2 separate regions of the Homo sapiens genome follow, and region 1 is linked to region 2. The links are chromatin contacts, found by Hi-C in ENCODE. All regions are on one chromosome and are shown on one strand. The core of a region is the stretch at or near the end of the contact, and the rest is flanking DNA. Distances in the headings are between cores, read along the strand shown. Region 1 holds the start of OR8I2 (olfactory receptor family 8 subfamily I member 2). Region 2 holds the start of OR5W2 (olfactory receptor family 5 subfamily W member 2).

What was found. A loop is a pair of places that touch in the nucleus more often than their neighbours do.
Region 1: a loop to region 2 is called in a map of posterior vena cava, with 13 times the contacts of the local background. The contact joins the promoter of OR8I2 here to the promoter of OR5W2 in region 2. A Hi-C loop is called at or near these places in 1 of 168 maps with a recorded cell type or tissue (posterior vena cava).

What each region holds. Positions count from the first base shown.
Region 1 is chr11:56,091,898-56,094,597 of GRCh38, forward strand. It overlaps OR8I2 (olfactory receptor family 8 subfamily I member 2), which reads left to right and starts at 1,411. Exons shown (of 1, transcript NM_001003750.1): 1 at 1,411-2,343. The coding sequence starts at 1,411. The coding sequence ends at 2,343.
Region 2 is chr11:55,913,274-55,915,973 of GRCh38, forward strand. It overlaps OR5W2 (olfactory receptor family 5 subfamily W member 2), which reads right to left and starts at 1,309. Exons shown (of 1, transcript NM_001001960.1): 1 at 377-1,309. The coding sequence starts at 1,309. The coding sequence ends at 377.

The sequences.
Region 1 (2,700 bases), core at 161-2,660, 180 kb after region 2:
ATACTATCATCAAAACCATCAACATTTTTTCATCAACATCATAACATTTAGGGTCCATTATACAGGAAATAGAGCTCTATACTAAATAACAACTTTTGTTATTTGATATTTAGCATTGTAGATGAGGCAAAAATAATGAACTTGAAAATAAGTGAAAGATTGCTGAAACATAGGATGTTTCCTCTGGGTGACTGAATCCCAGGTACATCTAATTTTCTCATCTGCTTTTTCCTAAAATTTGTGTGTCTGTCTGTCTGTGAGTATAGTTTGCATGTTTCTCACATTGGGAAACTTGTTATTTTTTTAATGTCTGCATCTTACATTAGGCTTTAAGAAAAATGCCCTTCATGACAGGCAAGACAAAATGCCTTCATTGAATAAATGCTTGTCAAGTAAATGAATGGATAAATAGGAACACTGTGACCATGGAACACATTAAATGATTAAGTACATGTGATATATAATAAGAATAATATGTTATATTATTATTATTGATAATAATTATTATCAAGTCCCATTTGGTTACTCAAGGAGAGTGCTAAATGTCTAAACAAAGGTGATTATTTAACTTTGCTTGGCGGGCTAGTTTCAAATGCATTTATTCGTCATATATTTATGTTAAGTTAATTAGGCAATAAAGTTCTTTAGTTTCTAGCATGCCCACCTTATAATTTAATTCTTATTTTTAAATGTAACAAATCAGGTTTGTTTTACTGTTTTTAACATTTATTTATATCATTGTCTTAAAAACTGCTGTTCAGCAATGAATTGGCTAGCACCTGATGTCATAGATTAATATATGCAATATATCTAGAAACAATCATGTTGTTTGAACAAACATACATGAAAGAATTTAAACTATGTTATAGATGAAGGCCCTCATTTGGTCTTATCTCACTGAATTTTTTATTAGATAAACTGCTCTATTCATTAGATACAATTCATTTTGTTAGATAACTTGCTATATTTATTAGATACAGATTGATTTCATTAGATAAGTTGCTATATTCATTAGATACAATTAATTTCATTTGATAATTTGCTATATTTGTTAGATACAATTGATTTCATTAGATAAATTGCCAGACCCAATGACAGACAGGGGTAGAGAATGGTACATCTTAGGAGGAATTTCTACACATCTTTCCAGACATGTATTTTTTAGTCTACACAATCGTGAATTTGAGTTTTTTTCTGTATTAATGTCTGTAAGTTTTCAGTTTTATAAAAAATAAAAATTATCCGTAAATCTCTAGCTAACTTCAGGTCATTAAATTTTACTTTCCATTTGTAAAACTTTCATGATTGGAGTCTAAGTCAAATTTGATTATAGGGCCTTTAGATTTGAATCCTTCTCTAACTTTCCTTATTGTTATTCAGCAGGTAAGTCAAAGGCCTGAGTTGATGTAAATGGCTGGCAACAATTTCACTGAGGTTACCGTCTTCATCCTCTCTGGATTTGCAAATCACCCTGAATTACAAGTCAGTCTTTTCTTGATGTTTCTCTTCATTTATCTATTCACTGTTTTGGGAAACCTGGGACTGATCACGTTAATCAGAATGGATTCTCAGCTTCACACCCCTATGTACTTTTTCCTGAGCAATTTAGCATTTATTGACATATTTTACTCCTCTACTGTAACACCTAAGGCATTGGTGAATTTCCAATCCAATCGGAGATCCATCTCCTTTGTTGGCTGCTTTGTTCAAATGTACTTTTTTGTTGGATTGGTGTGTTGTGAGTGTTTCCTTCTGGGATCAATGGCCTACAATCGCTACATAGCAATCTGCAATCCCTTACTGTATTCAGTAGTCATGTCCCAAAAAGTGTCCAACTGGCTGGGAGTAATGCCATATGTGATAGGCTTCACAAGCTCGCTGATATCTGTCTGGGTGATAAGCAGTTTGGCGTTCTGTGATTCCAGCATCAATCATTTTTTTTGTGACACCACAGCTCTTTTAGCACTCTCCTGTGTAGATACATTCGGCACAGAAATGGTGAGCTTTGTCTTAGCTGGATTCACTCTTCTTAGCTCTCTCCTTATCATCACAGTCACTTATATCATCATCATCTCAGCCATCCTGAGGATCCAGTCAGCAGCAGGCAGGCAGAAGGCCTTCTCCACCTGCGCATCCCACCTCATGGCTGTAACTATCTTTTATGGGTCTCTGATTTTCACCTATTTGCAACCTGATAACACATCATCGCTGACCCAGGCGCAGGTGGCATCTGTATTCTATACGATTGTCATTCCCATGCTGAATCCACTCATCTACAGTCTGAGGAACAAAGATGTGAAAAATGCTCTTCTGAGAGTCATACATAGAAAACTTTTTCCATGACAAATTTATGTATGTTACAATTAAAACAAAGGTGGATGGCTTCAGGAATTCAGTTATGCCAACAACTAGGAAAATAGTAGAGTAACCTCAAAAAGCATAACACAAACTAAATGAGAACTTAGAGTCTTGAAGTTTGTGAATTGAATTATTATTTCATTTGTTTATATGGACCACTAACTCACTGTATTTGGAGGTCAATTCGGCATATAAATTATTCAGACATAGACATGTACAAGGAAATAAGAGGCACCTGAACATGCATATATAAGCATGCCATCACACTGAAACATGTTTAAAATTATTACATTAAGAACATGCAATTTTTGTCATTCTGTGCCCAGCTTATATCACATAACT
Region 2 (2,700 bases), core at 59-2,558:
TTGCAGTGAGCCGAGATTGCACCACTACACTCCAACCTGGGCAATAGGGTCAGATTCCATCACAAAAAAAAAAAGAAAAGAAAAAAAGAAAAATTACTCTGAAATATATATTAAACAAATAAAAATTTGCCCCACTAACTCAAAGACTGGAGCATTTTTCAAATATAGAGAAATTACCTTACCTAAATTGAAAACACATTAAAAAAATAGCATATTTAGACAATTCCAGAGAATTGCTAGATTGTGGCTGAGTAAAATATGTATTATATTAAATTAGGGTATTTGAGACAACTTTATGTTATAATATATAATTTGAAGAAAACACCAGTATGAATATGCATTTTTGTGTGTATAAACATGTATTTTTACTATTTCCTTAAAATAAAATTTTATTTTTCAGTTTTTTCAGGGCCTCTTTCACATCCTTGTTCCTCAGGCTATAAATCAGGGGGTTCAACATGGGAACCACAAGGGTGTAAAACAATGAGGTCATTTTATCTTGATCTAGAGAATAGGAAGAACTTGGCCGGAAATACATAAAGAGCAGAGTTCCCTGGAAAATTGCAACCGCAGATAAGTGGGAAGTGCATGTAGAGAGAGCTTTGAACCTCCCCTCAGCAGAGTGTATCTCCAAGACTGATAGGATGATATAACAATAAGAAATGAAAACTCCTGAAATGGTACTCAGTTCAATAAAACCAAAGACGGTGAATAACACTAACTCATTGACCTGTGTATCTGAGCGAGAGAGTAATAAGAGAGGAGGGATATCACAGAAGAAATGATTAATCTCATTAGACCCACAGAAGCATAGGCGGAAGGCCAGTGTCATATGTATCAAAGCATCTGCTATTCCCACCAGATAAACCCCAGTCAAGAGTAGATAGCACACTCTGCTAGACATGTTGACTGTATAGAGCAGGGGGTTGATGATGGCCTTGTACCGATCAAAGGCCATCACTGACAGCAGTAGACACTCAGAATCTGCAAAGATACAGAAGACCAAGAATTGCAGAGCACAGCCATAGAAGGGTATTGACTTGTTCTTGGCAAGTAGATCTACCAGCATCTTGGGCCCAGTTGCAGTAGAATAGCAGAGATCACAGAAAGACAGATGACTGAGGAAGAAATACATTGGTGTGTGAAGTTGGTAATCCATTCTGATTAAAACTATCATTCCAAGATTTGCTGAGAAATTAATGATATAAACAGCCAAGAATACAGCAAATAGGGTCACTTTCATCTCTGGGTTATTGGTAATTCCCAAGAGAAAAAAATCAGTTAATGAGGAGCAATTTTCCCAGTCCATTCTTCCTTGTTCTTGTTTCAAACTGCTACAGAAATCATTACGAGAATGACAGTCTAGAACTTGACTTTCCAAGATATCAAAAAAAAAATTATCTGTAAAGTAGAACAAGATTTGTTTATGTAAATTATCTTCTTTACCCTCAAAAAGTATCCCAGGTGAGTGTCACTTTCAAAGAGGCATTATTACTGTATTAAAAAAAAAAAACCCTAAAAGTGTCTGCCAAAGGAAGTTGATCAACTTTGAATCTAAACTTACATGCAATTTCTGACATATATCATTTGTCTTTGCTTCTATTGTACAATCTAAGGCAGTCAATTTGATTAAACTGAAAGCTCAGTACAGATCCAAAAGGATGTGAAAGAAACACCATAGTTAGAGTCACAAGGGCCAGAACATACCGGACTAAGCATCTCATATATTTGACAAAAAAGGATCATATTTATTGCATTATTCAAGAAATATATACATTTTTCTACCACTGACAGTGATATTACATGTAAGTTAATAAGAGAAAATTATTATGGTACTGTTTTTGATGTGGTGTCGTTAGTGCTTACTGGAAAAGAAAAATGTTTTATTTAACTGTTACTCATCATCACTGGTTTGTCACAGCATTTATAATCCATTTGGATGACTTATCTGGTTCTAAAAAACAAAAGCCAAATGTAAGTGGTAAAAGAAGTGTGAACAACAGACTACTTATATTTGCTTATAATTGACTTTTTCATTAAAATCAAAATGTGAAGAACAATAAGTGTTTCTGAAATATATAGGCTTCTGTTGCTTGTGTTATATGTGCACTTACTCTTGTGTGTGTGTGTGTGCCTGTGTGTGTCTGTTATATGAAAATTGAAATGTGGGGTGGGTCTGATTGTTATTTCTTCTAGACTTAAATATTATGGCATGTACCTTAAGAACTTGAATTTTCATAAATTAATATCTGTAATGTGTTACCTCTATTATTATTTGAGTAAATCTAGAACCTATCTTAAATTTACATCTAAAATAATATCACAGGTACAGTGATTTTTTAAAGTAATGATTTACTTATGAAGGTTGATTAAAATATAAATGGGTGAAATCTATATTATCCTCTTACAATGACAAGTAAGGTCAGTCAAATTCACACAGATCCAATAAGAAAATATCATTGTTTGGCCATTAGATTCCAGAGGTGCTTCAACTGAGTAAGCATCTATAAAATCATTCATTTGTAAATTCCTTAATACATGATTTCTTATTTTTCCAAAATTTTTCCTCTGTCCTTTAAATTGATCATTCAGAAACCTACCTGAGATGAGCAAGTCTTTCTGTCCTTACCTCTGGTATGTGAACAATAGGCAGATCACATTTTATTTTTACTGGTGACTGTTGGGACATAAATCTCTCAA